3 separate regions of the Mus musculus genome follow, and all the other regions are linked to region 3. Evidence: chromatin contacts called from ENCODE Hi-C or POLR2A ChIA-PET data. All regions are on one chromosome and are shown on one strand. The core of a region is the stretch at or near the end of the contact, and the rest is flanking DNA. Distances in the headings are between cores, read along the strand shown. Region 1 holds the start of Ltbp3 (latent transforming growth factor beta binding protein 3). Region 2 holds the start of Sipa1 (signal-induced proliferation associated gene 1). Region 3 holds the start of Kcnk7 (potassium channel, subfamily K, member 7).

What was found. Hi-C counts contacts between places; a loop is a spot of excess contacts on that map. ChIA-PET counts read pairs that join two places held with the same protein, here RNA polymerase II (POLR2A).
Region 1: a map of regulatory T cell shows a loop between it and region 3 (2.3-fold over the local background). The contact joins the promoter of Ltbp3 here to the promoter of Kcnk7 in region 3. A Hi-C loop is called at or near these places in 1 of 37 maps with a recorded cell type or tissue (regulatory T cell). POLR2A ChIA-PET finds 5 or more read pairs at or near these places in 3 of 5 experiments (Patski and embryonic stem cell).
Region 2: a loop to region 3 is called in a map of T-helper 2 cell, with 1.8 times the contacts of the local background. The contact joins the promoter of Sipa1 here to the promoter of Kcnk7 in region 3. A Hi-C loop is called at or near these places in 2 of 37 maps with a recorded cell type or tissue (T-helper 2 cell and heart). POLR2A ChIA-PET finds 5 or more read pairs at or near these places in 3 of 5 experiments (Patski and embryonic stem cell).

Annotation. Positions count from the first base shown.
Region 1 is chr19:5,737,850-5,742,151 of GRCm38, reverse strand. It overlaps Ltbp3 (latent transforming growth factor beta binding protein 3), which reads right to left and starts at 1,252. Exons shown (of 28, transcript NM_008520.3): 1 at 1,167-1,252; 2 at 1-817.
Region 2 is chr19:5,661,166-5,665,633 of GRCm38, reverse strand. It overlaps Sipa1 (signal-induced proliferation associated gene 1), which reads left to right and starts at 1,927. Exons shown (of 17, transcript NM_001164480.1): 1 at 1,927-2,030; 2 at 4,008-4,038. It overlaps Pcnx3 (pecanex homolog 3), which reads left to right. Exons shown (of 35, transcript NM_144868.3): 34 at 7-305; 35 at 387-999. The coding sequence ends at 581.
Region 3 is chr19:5,702,611-5,706,716 of GRCm38, reverse strand. It overlaps Kcnk7 (potassium channel, subfamily K, member 7), which reads right to left and starts at 2,246. Exons shown (of 3, transcript NM_010609.3): 1 at 1,923-2,246; 2 at 252-650; 3 at 1-14. The coding sequence starts at 2,241. Map3k11 (mitogen-activated protein kinase kinase kinase 11) reads right to left here. Exons shown (of 12, transcript NM_022012.3): 12 at 3,852-4,106.

The sequences.
Region 1 (4,302 bases), core at 3-2,502, 36 kb before region 3:
AAGGGTAGGGAGGGGACAGCAGGAGCGGCCGGGATCCCCGTTGCGAGGGAGAGCGATGGAAGCTGCACTGAGGGTAGAGCGAAGAAACTTCCCTGGCCGGGAGAAACCCAGCCAGGCCCCGAACTGAGGCCGCAGCGAGGAGGCCGGAGCAAGTGGAGGCGGAGAGGAGGAGCGAGGGGAGAGGAAGGCCGGGCGGCCAGCCCGCTCCGCGCCTCCCCCTGGCCGGGCTCCTCTCCCGCGGCCGCCGGGAAGCAGGGAGCGCGCGGGGAGGACGCAGGGAGAAGTGAGCAGTTGTTTTCCCTGGCTGGAGCGCGCCGGCGGCGAGGGGGGCTGGGACGCTGGCCCGGGGCCAGGGAGACAATTTTTTTTTCTCCTCTCTCTTTTTCCTTCTGGTTCAAGCGTCTTTCGCTGCTGCCCGGAGAAGCGACGATGTGCGGCAGGGAGGGCGCCGGTTGGAGTGGGGGCAGCCCCCTAGGTGCCCGCCCCGCGCAGGAACCGACCTGGGTTCTTTCCAGAAGAATCCTCACCTGGGGACTCCGCCAGATTCCTCCGGGCGGGGTGCAGAGGCCTGTGCACACCTCCCCCGCCCAACTACTTTTCCACCTGGTCAAAATGGGGAAACCGAGGCAGATGGTCCTTGCTTGGAGGATCAGAGGTCTGTTAACTTTTGCCCATTGGCCTTTGTACATGTAGGGGTTCTCGAAGCCCTGAAGTCATGGGTCCTTATTCCTGGTCCTGTCTTCTCTCGAAGGAAAGGATTTAAGCAGGAGAGAGCACCTTCTGGCCAGGGTTTACTGGCCGGGGAGAACCCTGTGGCCTCAAGAAGAAGAGCAGAAAGAACAAAGCTAGAAACCTGGCTTCCCTGCCAATGTTCCCCCCCCCCCCCCCGCTCCTTAGAGGGCTTCCTGGTGCCCACCCTGCCACCTCCCCCCTTCCCCTCGTCTGGCCTGGCTGGCGGCGCTGGCTCTGGGCCTCAGACACTCTGGAATCGCCAAGGTCTGAGCTCAGGGCCTGGCCCCCTTCCCAGGCTAACAGCCGGAGAAGGGAGTGCTACTTGAGTGCTCAGGGGGCTGGGGAGAAGCCCAGCAGGGCCCTGGGGCAGGGGTTGACAGGGGGGTGGGGAAGGGTCTTGAATTTGCTCAAGGCTGTAGAAGAGCTAGACTTACTCACTGGTCTGAAAGGGGAGGCTGTGGTGTCCCGGATCTGGACAATACTGTGAGAACGTGCTAGGAAGCCCCAGGATCCAGTGTCTGACTCAAAAGAACTTAGTAGGGCTAAGGGTGACCAGGGTCAGAACCATGCCAAGTCTGGTTCATGCCAGGCCCTCTCCAGGGGAATCAGGGGGTGGTAATCTGATGGGAAGAGGGGGTTGGGCTCGGCTTTAGGCACACCTTTCCAAAGAGCTAATGGTGGTTTTTTTTGTTTTTTGGTTTTTTTTTTTTTTTTACTTTAAGGCTGAGTTTATTTGGGTAGCTTCGGAGGGACTGAGGGAGGCCATTTGATGAGTTCTGCTTGAATTGCTCAGTAGCTCAGGCGCTGCTCAGTACAGCCTACTGCTGCAATGCTGGCAGGGGGTGACCTCTGTGTCCCAAGAGGATTCCTTGCTGCTAGAATCTAGGAGGACTTGGGAGGGGGGACCCCTCCCCCTGCTCTAGTAACACTGTTGCAACAGTAACACTGAATACTTTCCACCTGGCAGGAGTGGTGCTGAGCGCTCTTACATTCATTTTTTCCTTTGAACTGGTGTAAACCTGACCCTCCCCTGTGCAGAGTAGGCAGAGGCTCACCTTGGAACAAGGCGCTGTCAAACAGTCCAGGCTTGGAATCTCGTGCTCTCCAAGCCTTGGAATTCTTGCCCATGGAATGAGATCTAGTCACCCAACTGTGAAACAAAAGGAGTGGTGGGCTGTGGGGGTCTGGGACAGCTTCCTTCAAACACGCTTTTCCATAGTGAAGGGAAGTAATGAGGGGAGCCTTGGGGCATGCTGGGAAGCCGAGAAAGGTGAAAAGGACTGCAATGAGTCTTGCAGAGTCAAGAGTGAGAAAACAAACAAACAAACAAACTTCCAAACCAAAAAAAAAAAAAAAACCGCTGTCCTTTCCAAGTCAGAGGAAAAGCCAGGCGAGCAACACGGTGGGAAGGGCAGAGGGCAGTGCAGCTGTGGTCTGAGTGGGTATGTAAGTCACTGTGAGGAATTTGGATCAGCGGGCACTGTATCAGGGCCGATGAGGATCTGCCCACCGCACACCTCTTGGAAGGATGTGGCTGTTTGATTTGGGACTGTGGAAAGTCGCGCCATTGTGAAGTAAATGATACAGAGAAGCAGGTGATGTGGTCTCAGGGTTTGGCTTCATCCCCTGGCAGGTGAGAGAAAAAGACAGGAGAGGGACACTATGGAGGTCCCTTTCAAGTCTTCTGAGCAGAGACACCTGAGCCCATGACAGACTGGAACATAGGCTCATTCCTGAGCACACAGGGAATGTTACTCTGTGGGAAAGGTGACTCAGTAGTTCACGAGAAGGGCCCACAGAAACAGGCAAGCTGCCATTCTTGTGCACCAGGGAGGAGAGATAGTTATCCCAGAGACCCAGTAGGGGCGTCAGAGTGACATGAAAGGAACTTGATGTGGAAAAGCCAAAAGGAACATTCTAGAAGGAGTATATGACCAGCAGCATGTGTTGCTGTGAGTGGGAGTGGAGACAACCCTTGTCTTGGGCTGCTGCAGGGACTCAGGGTCAGGAAGGAGCAATGAGTCCAGCTTAGATCGTCTGGCAGTGACTGTCCACAGATGTGATCTTTGGTAGACTCCTTAGGCTCTCAGGGCCTCAGCAAGGAGTGGCTGGTACCCTTCAGGCTGGTGAGTTAAGCAGGGTGGAGAGACTGTCTAGGAAAGACACCCCCTCCTGCTGTACTCACAGACTAATATCGGAGGGAAGACCTTACTCATCACCATTGAGGAGACTATGAGAAAAGCCTTTATATGCCCAGGCTAACTGAAGAGAACCCTGGACCTGAAGCTGCAGGGCGGGGGGGGGGGGGGGGGCGGGGGACGGACCTCAGACAACTGTGGGCCCTCAACAGACCCCTGAGTCCCTCCTTGCAGTTTGTCAGAAAGGAGCCCAAGCAATAGATGCTATCTCTAATCTCCTCTTGTTTCCAATTTTGCTGGTCCTGGCAGTGCAGTAGTATGACCACCTAATATACTGCAGGGAAGTGGAGCAGATCTGCAGGGTAAACTGAGGCAGCTGAGCACACTCGGCCACCATGCTCTACTGCCTTTTCCAGCCTTCTTGACAGCCATCCATAGCCGCCATCTTTGTAGAAGACAATTCTGTAAGGCCAAGGAGACCATGGCCATTCCAGACCATTAAGGCAGGTCTTCCCCAGCTGTCGTCCCTCCCCTGGTGTGTGCTGTCAGAGCTGTCTTTTATTTATTTTGTGTGTATATGTCTGTGTAGTTCTGTATATGGGAGGGGGACTTGTGCACATGTGGGGGGTTTGTGTGTATTCACTTGCTAGTGGAGACCAGAGATCAACTTCAGATTTTTATTTTTGTTTAGAAATACTTCTTTTGCTGGGCGTGGTGGTGCACCCTTTTAATCCCAGCACTCGGGAGGCAGAGGCAGGCAGATTTCTGAGTTGGAGGCCAGCCTGGTCTACAGAGTGAGTTCCAGGACAGCAAGGGCTATTCAGAGAAACCCTGTCTCGAAAAAACCAAAGGGGGAAAAAGAAAGAAAGAAAGAAAGAAAGAAAGAAAGAAAGAAAGAAAGAAAGAAAGAAAGAAAGAAAGAAAGACAGACTTCTTTCAGGGACCGGAGACATGGCTCAGAAGTTAAGAGACCCTGGTTCAATTCCCAGCACCCACATCGCAGCTCACAAGTATCTTTAACTTCAGTCCCAAGAGATCAGATGTCCATTTCTGGCCTCACTGGGCACTGCATGCATGTGGTGCACAGACATACTTGCAGATAAAACACTAATACACATAAAATATTTTTATTTAAATAATTTTATTTAAAATATTATTTAAATAATAATTTTATTTAAAATAATTTTATTTAAATAATAATTCCTCAAAATAATTTAAGTAATTATTTTGAGAGCTGGGCATTATGGTACATGCATTCAATCCCAGCACTCAGGAGGCAAAGGCAGGTGGATCTCTGTGAGTTTGAGGCCAGCTTGGTTTACAGAGTGAGCTCCAAGAAAGCCAAGGCTATTACACCAGAAATCATGTCTCAAAACAAACAAACAAACAAACAATTTATTTTGAGACAGAGTCTCATTATGTAGTCCTGGCT
Region 2 (4,468 bases), core at 678-3,177, 41 kb after region 3:
CTACAGGCAGCAGTGAGCAGCCCCTCCCACCAGGTCCTAGCTGGGGACCACGGCCTTCCCTCAGTGGCTCTGGTGATGGGCGGCCCCCTCCTCTGCTGCAGTGGCCTCCCCCTCGGCTCCCTGGACCACCCCCTGCTTCACCTGCTCCCACTGAGGGTCCCCGGCCCTCAAGACCTTCTGGCCCTGCTCTCCTCAATTCTGAGGGACCCAGTGGGAAGTGGAGTCTGGGGGGTCGGAAGGGACTGGGAGGACCTGATGGGGAGCCAGCCTCAGGGAGCCCCAAAGGAGGCACCCCCAAATCTCAGGTAAGGAGCCTGTGGAAGAAGACGACCCCAGGAGTTCTCAGGTCGGTTTGTCTGCTCATCTGTCTGTCTTCTCTCCCATAGGCCCCTCTAGACCTCAGCCTCAGTCCTGATGTCAGCTCTGAGGCCTCACCTGCCAGAACCACCCAGGACCTTCCTTGCTTGGACAGCAGTATTCCTGAGGGTTGCACACCCTCCGGTGCCCCAGGTGACTGGCCTGTCCCTGCTGAGGAACGCGAGAGCCCGGCTGCCCAGCCCTTGCTGGAGCATCAGTACTGAGGAGTCAGCCTGGCCTCTGCTGGATCGCATCCCGGGACTCAGTAACTCGGACTCTGCTGGACTACAGAACTGATTGGCTTTGGCTCTGGTGTCTGCACCCTGATATCTGGCTACTTCAGTGTCACAACTCAGTGACCTAGACTTCTCTCCCTGATCCGTGGCCTGGATCCCAAACTGAGGCAGCAGCCTCCTAGCCAGGCCCTAAGAGCCAAACCCATGGGCTGGTCCCTCATTGGAGCCCATGGCCAGGACTGACTTTGCCTCTGGGGCCTGCACTGCCCCCAAGGCTGGCCTCCTTAGCCTGGACCTGGGGCCCGATATGTGGCAAGGGTGGGTTCATTCGTTCTTTTGTCATTTTTCTTTCTTTTTTTTTCTGTGCTTCAGAGACACCAAATTAATAACACTATTTTTGATTTTGGTTGGCAGTTTTATTTTCTGTGGGACGAGGTGAGGTTGGTAGAGGTGCCGGAGGCAGGGAGGCTGAAGTCAGAAGAGTGTGAGGGATAAGGGGTCAGACTGCTGGGCTCCAGGCAGACATGAGGTGGGATGGGCTGCCTTCCTCACCTGCCTCTGCCTTTCTTTTTTTTTTTTTTTTTTTAATGGTTTAAGAGCTTTATTATAGAAATGCAGGGGGGAAGAGAAAAGGTAGAGAGAGAGAGTGTGTGGGGACGGGGAAGGCTAGAGAAGAAGAAAGAGAAAGGAGAGAAAAGACAAAGGGAAGAGGAGAAAGAAGTGAGAGGATAAAGGAGAGAGCTGAGCCTCTGCTTTTCAAGCAGTCCTCTATGCCCAGGTGGCTCACACATCCATCAGCCTTGATCTTGATCAAAGACTGCTCAACCTCATTTGTTCCAAGCTTAAAGAAAATAACAGGTGAATAGAAAGGATTCTATTTCGTTTTTGAGACAGGGGCTTACTATGTACTCCCTATGTACATCAGGCTGGCCTTGACCTCAGATCCACCTGCCTCTGCCTTCAGAGTGCTGGATTTAATGGTGTTCGCCATTGCATAAATGGTAGCCTGTGTAGATCAGTTATCTAGCTTGGCCCAGCCCTTAAAGAGTGAAATAGTTTCTGGCCCTAATACCTGCTGTCTGCTGAGCCACAGCAGGACACTAAGTGGCCTCTAGCGCTCCAATTGGTCTGGAAGGCAGGTACATTTGTTCCCATTTCTCGGTGAAGTCACTGACTGGGCTAGGACCGGGAGTTAAAAGAGCAGCTGAAGGCTGGGACAGAGAACTTCAGGCTGTCCGGGGCTGCCTAGGTTCCTGTCGGAGGTCCCCACCCACTGTGCTTCCCGCCTTAGACAGCTCCCGGGTAGTCCCGCCCCTCCACTACGTACCGCCTCCATCCTGGCCCCGCCCCCAGGCGGAGCGGAGGCGCCGGGAGCGGTGTGAGCAGGCAGCGGGACCTTGGTGCGGAAGGCAGCGGTGGCCAGCTTGAGCCCGAGAGGTACTGGCGGGATCAGGGATCGGGAGGCACCAGGTTCGGGCTGGATACCCAACAAAGTAGCCTGGACGTGAACCCTTGTAGTGTGGGGAGGAACGGGACTATTGGCTGCTTTCGCTACACGTACCCCACCCAACCTCCTGCCCCAGTCCAGCCCCGAGTCAGCACGTCCAGTGTTCTGTCTCCTGCTGGCAGCTCCCACTCCCTCCTCTGCATGAGCAGATTCAGAGCTCCACTGAGTGGATTCATTGGTTCTGGACTTTTCTCAGCAATGCTGGCAGCTGCTCCTGCTGCTGAGTGTGTGGGGCTCCCCCTATTCTGGGGCTCCCCTTTTCCCAGTGTGACCTCTTTCCCAGCCTTTGCAATCCTGAGTCTGGCCTGGGAGGAAACATCTGCAGCACTCCCTGGCAACAGAAATAGGGTCACGACCTCCAGATGTGCTGGGAAGCATCCAGCGCCTCCTCCTGGGGCAGCCAGGCCTTCCGGATCTGTGGGGGCGGGGCACCCCCCTTTTCCCCCCTCAGTGACACAGGCTGCAAGGAATGTCCTGGCCTCAATGGACCTTGTGTGAAGATGAGGGGTGGGGGGCAGAGCCCAAGTACACCCCTTAAGGCAGGGCCAGAACAAGAGGGAGCTCCTGGACTGGGCTGCACACATTCCCAGGGCTCCTCCCGGCACTGCGGCCTCAGTCTGTGCCCACAGCTTGGTCTATGGACCTGGGGCCTGCACAGTTCACACACGGACATAGTTGGCTTCACCTTTCAGTTTCCAAGGAGTCTTCAAAGAACTCATGAAGTGCAGCATCAGAGCTTATCCTAGAAGACAGACAGACAGACAGGAAGACCCTGAGGAGGTCTGCTCTTGTTTGGTTCTGGAGACCCAGCTGAGGGGCACCGTGGAGCTGCTCCCTGTCCCCTCCCAGCCTGGCCCCCTTGATGCCACTGGATGATGCAAAAAAAAGTACTAATGGAGGCCTGCCCCTGCCCCAGCTGTTGGCTCCATTCCTAGCTCACGCCGAGGTAGGCTCGGCCTTCTCACACCTTTTGCACCTGCCTAGTGTAGCTTCACCACATTTCCGCACTTAGTAGGTCCCTGGGGCCTTGGGTGTTTCAGCCTTACATCCTGTGAGACCTTGAGCCTCTCCCGTCTCCCCTCACAAGGCTGCCTTACTCCTACGCACACGGGCAGAGTAGGCAGGTGCAGCTCTGACAAGTCCAGAAGCAGCAGTTCTCAACCTGTGTGCTGGGACCCCTTTGAGGGTCGAGCAGTCCTTTCACAGGGGTCACACTTGAGATATTTATCTTCTTCTTCTTCTTCTTTTTGTTTTTCAAGACAGGGTTTCTCTGTGTAGCCCTGGCTATCCTGGAACTCACTCTGTAGACCAGGCTGGCCTTGAACTCGAAATCTGCCTGCCTCTGCCTCCCCGAGTGCTAGGATTAAAGGCGTGTGCCAACACTGCCCGGCTCATGTTATGATTCTTAAGGGCAGCAAAATTACAGTGGTGAAGTAGCAATGAAAATAATTTTCTGGCTGTGAGGTCACCACCGCATTAGGAACTGTATTAAAGCGTCACAGAGTTAAGAAGGTTGAGAACTACTGCCTTCGAGATTCAGAGACAAGGTTCAAATTCTAGTTTGAACATGGAACTAATTCAGGCAAGCTCATCTTCTTAACTGGGCCTCACTGTGACCTGTCTCACTGGGTTCAGACCTCCCTGTCCATGCATGTGAGGCCAGGTAAACAGACATCCACAGGGTCCTGTTGGGATTAGCCTCTCTCACCCCTGGGAGTGGGCATAGTGACCTGCAAGAGGTTAGTATTAGTCTTGTCCTTTAGACTTAGGTGTCTTGGGTCCCATGACTGAGCTGTTGTGACCCTAGCACCTTCCTCAGGATATAGGAGCCAAGCAGGGGGCTGGGCTGAGTTGGGGCCACTTCCTGTGTTATAGGAAGTCCTCTCACCACTGCTTCTGTCCTGCAGCAGCTGCCCCAGGAGCTCCTGTGTCCTTGAGGTATTGAGACTGCGGGAATTGAGGGCACTGAGTCTAGGCCTTGGGTGCTCAGCTCTTTGGGGACCCTGGAGGAAGTGGGAGGTACCAGGGAGGAAGGTCTCTGGGGACAGGACGTCCTCCCTTTGTCAAGTGGGCAAGACTCAGACACCAGTGACTGCTTTGATTTCCGTCCTGGTGAAAACTGTCCAGAATTTGGTGGCAACCCTCACTTTGAGCCTAGTTCCACAGCCAAGGTGTACAGGGGAGAACTGGGAGGCCCCGGTGCCCACTAGACCCAGTCACTAGCACCCCGAGAGGCAAAGCATCCCAGTTCAGCTCCCAGCCTTGACCTAAGCCTGGGATGGGGGCTGGAAACTTCAGCCCCAGGCAGACAAGGAAGTGGCCAGGAAAGCGGAAGCAGCTTTGATGGTCCCGGAGGGGGCCGGAAGCT
Region 3 (4,106 bases), core at 997-3,496:
CAGGAGCAAGTAACCTGGGGAGAAGAGGCAGTAGGGGCAGCTCTTAGGGTGCTCAGAATACCCCCCCCCCCACTTCCCAGTGTGACCATCCACCCTGGCACTACTTGAAACTCTCAACATGGCTCCCAGTGTTCTTTAAACTACAACACCCATTTTGTGCCCTAGGGTAGGATCTCTGTGAATTGTAGTCCCTAGTGGTCTATGGGAGTTGTAGTCCAGACCCTCTCTACCCTCCTCTTTTCTGGACTCACCAAGAAGTGCAAACTGCCCAAGGTGGTAAATGGCTGGGTGCAGGCCACGTCCATGGGCAGGCAGCAAGTCTCCTAGGCCGATCGTGCTGAGTGAGCCGAAACAGAAGTAGATGGCTTCTAGCAGGCTGCAGTCACCCTGTACACCCCACAGCACCAGTGCTGGCAGCAGCATGAAGACACAGGCCACCAGGAGGCCCAGTCCTGCTGCCTGTAGCAGAGCAGCCTGAGCTGGTGCCAGCTGCCAGCGAATGGCTACCCAGTCACCTGGGCGACTGAACACAGGCAGCAAGCAGTGGCGCAGGGCAGCCACAAGTGCTAGAGAGGCTGGCAGCCCAAGGGCTGCATAGACCACACAGAAGGCCTTTCCACCTGAGGAGAGTGGGGCCATGTGGCCATAACCTGGAAAAGAGAGAGAAGAGGGCAGCAAGCTTTTGAGTGGGCTGCCCCTGGCGGTCACTTTTTCTCCATCACCTCCCACAGAAGTCTGCCTTTTGGTGATGACATGAATGCTTCAGGCTGGGGTCCTCTTTTCACTGGATGGTGGACTGGCTTCTTAACCTCACTGGGTTACTGTTGTCTTTTCTGGAAAATTAATTCTGAAGACAGATGCCCTAGGCTGTCTGTAGCTGGAACAATTTAAAGCTGATTCTGGCTTTGAGAGACCCTTCCTCTTTATCTGTACTTCAGATGGAGACCAGGGAGCCCCATGCCTTCTAGGCAAGCGCTCCACAACTAATGTCTCCCCAGCCAGATCCTGACTTCCTGGGTTTGTCAGTTCTTATTTTTACCATTATTTCCAAATCTTCAACCTGTGGCATGCCATCCGCCTTCTTTCCCCAAATGTGTATCTGCCCGGGCTCTGGGTTATGGGAGGGAAGCAGGCAAGGGAACAAGACGTTCTGAAAAGAGGCAGCATGCACGAGAGACAGCATTTAGAGCCAGAGAAGCAGGGAGCAAGAAAGGGAGAGGTAGGAGACTGGGGCATGCTGGGAGAACAAGATCAGCAGGGTCCATGGGTTACAAAGGCCAAAGCTCCTAGGAGTCAGCTGTGAGGTAAGAGTGTAGTGAAGACTGGGTGGGCCAGCGGCCATGTGGTCTAGAGGCAGGCTCCATCCTGCTCCAGCCAATTGGAAAGGAAGTTAGAGATACATATTTCACTTTGAAAAGTATTTAGACTATTAGCAGGACAATGAAACAAAACCAACCCCCTAGGACTAGTTCTGTGCCTAAGCACATCTGTTCTCTTAGCCAGGAATTTCGCTAACCCGACCTACTTCTGCACCCTGTTCACTGGGCTCTGAGCACATCATCACCACTTCCTCCCCTCAGACTTCCTCGAGGGCGGCTCTAAGCTGTGCTTCCTACAGCATCTCTCTAGCCAAGAGTCTATCCCACCCAGATGTATTCTCTGTCTGGCTTCAGGCCTATGTGACCCGGGTTTCTCTGCTGGATGCAGAGTGCTGAGGGGCGGGGCTGGGGAGGCCACACCCCTCCTGGCAGCTTAAGTGGAGGCACCAGTTGGGGTGTGTTGTGTGGGGAGCCCCACTTGTGATGTCAGGTCTGATAGAGCCGTGGCTTTGTCTGGAGCTTTGGGGTGGGGGAAGGGCTTGCACCCTAGAGCTCTTGGGTCCTCCTCCTGGTTTGCTTGGTGGTAGTGGTGGTAGTGCCTACCGGTGGTGGTGAGGATGCTGGCAGTGAACAGCAGAGCTGAGGGCAGATCCCAGTTGCTTGTCTCTGAGCTGTTGCCCAGGCTGGAAACTCCATGGGCCTGTGCTCTCAGGACCGCACCTAGCAGCTCCTCCAGGGCCTCAGGTGGCAAGCAGGCCCTGTGCTCTGCCTGGAAGCTAGCCAGTTCAGCCTGGACCTGGGCCTGGAGGTGGCGAGCTGGAGGGCCCTCCAGGGCCTGAAGCACCACAGCCCCAAGGCCCATGGCCAGCAGGTGGGCCATAAGCAGGAGCAGGTATCGGGCCCATGGTTTCAGACTCCCCATAGCATGGCACTGAGTCTGGGAAGGTGAGGGAGTAGGCTAAGCCACCAGTGGCACCAGGGAGGGGCTGCGAAGGGCGTGGCGGGGAGGAGGTGCTGCGTGGGTAGGCGGCTGAGATGACTAGAATGAACGTGAATGAGGGAGGTGAGCCACAGCACGCCCAGTTTCTGGGGCAAGACATGGCAGCCGGGCACTGGGGGTGGGCGGAGGAAGACACTGTGGTGAGAAGACTGACTGGGTGAGAAAAGCCTGGAGAGATCCTCACACGAACGTACGCAAAGTCACGCCTCCTTGGTCACATATGCATCACTCATTCAGACACCAGGGAAGATGACAGACACAGGTTTGTCCTCTCCTGCTGCTCCCATAAGAAATCTGCTGACAAACTACCAGGGAGCAGCCTGCGGGGAGGGCAAACTTCCCAGGAAAACTCTTTGAAGGAAGTAATATTCCAACCAGAGAACAAGCTAGTTATGGTGCTGGAAAGATGGTCTGCTGTGAGGAACACTTGCTGTTCTTCCAGAGGACCTTGGTTCGATTCCTGGCACCTACATGGTGGCTCACGACTGCCAGTGACTCTAGTTCCAGGTTACCTGAGAGCCTTCCCCTGGCACAGGTATACCAGGTACACTTGTGGTAAAGACCCATGCAGGCAAAACAGCAATCTATATAAAAATATAGGGCCAAGTGTGATGGCGAATGCCTTCAAGATTTCTGTGAGTTCAAGGCTAACCTGATCTACAAAGCAGGTTCGAAGTCAGGGCAATAGAGTAAGATTGTCTAAAATAAAATAAAAGTTTAAAGATAACATCAGGGAAAAAGTCATATAGGAGTCAGAGACCAACCATGAAGAAGGGGCTGAGGAGACAGGTTGTTGTTGGCAAGTAGACCAAAGATCTTGTGAGGATGCTGAAGCATTCTGGGTGGGACAGTGATCGCCTAAGCAGAGGGTGGGAGAGGCTCTGTGGGACTCAGAATAGACACAGTTGGAGAGAGCATGAGGTAAGGGCGCTTGGTGTTCCTGACTCTTTGTTCTGGCTCTTGCTGCAGATCTCCTGCCTCTGCCTGGCTGGACTGCAGACCTGGAATGGCTACTTTGTGTAAATTGGGGGAGCTTCATTCATAAACCATGGAAGGACTGCCCTAAGGCATTGACTGGGTGGGAACCTCAAGGCCAGGTCCAGGCCACCAGGGAGGGTCACCATGCTTCCAGGTGGGTGGGCTTCCCCATATCCAGAATATGAGAGGCAAACCCAGGGCAAACCCTTGAGATTTTTCCCAGAGGTGAGTATCTCCCTGGGGTGAAGACGACACATCCTGGGAAAGGTTCCTAGAGATGACATCGCAGCTGGGCCTAGCAGGCAGACAGGGACCACCGGCAACAAGGAACCTCCGGGCAAAGCATCACTTGAATGGTAGAGATGGCTCAAGGAAAAGCCTGGCAATGGTGAGAGGCTGGCTGGGCTGGGCCTTAGCGACTACCCAGTTGCTGGGCTTGGTCCTAGGAGAGGAGGCACAAGGCCTCCTAGCTCTGCCTCAGCTACTTATCTGCCCAGAGTTCTAGGGGCATGAAGACAAAACACCAGATTACCTCCAAGAAAGGTGACATTACATTTGGGGAGACAGCTTACAAGTTTATTTGGCTTCATTGGCTCCCCAAGCCAAGGCTCCAACCTTGGCGGGGCAGTAGAAAGGCACCCAGAGAGCCCCGGCTCCAATAACTTCCAGGGTTGGGGGTCCAGGAACTCAGCCTTGGAGACAGGGGCCACAGTAACAGGACTTGGTCAAAAGTGCTGGTGACACCTGAGGTCAGCCCCTTTCCCCTGGACCTCCCTGCTCCCTGCTCCGCTCCTGGGGGCAATTCCCTG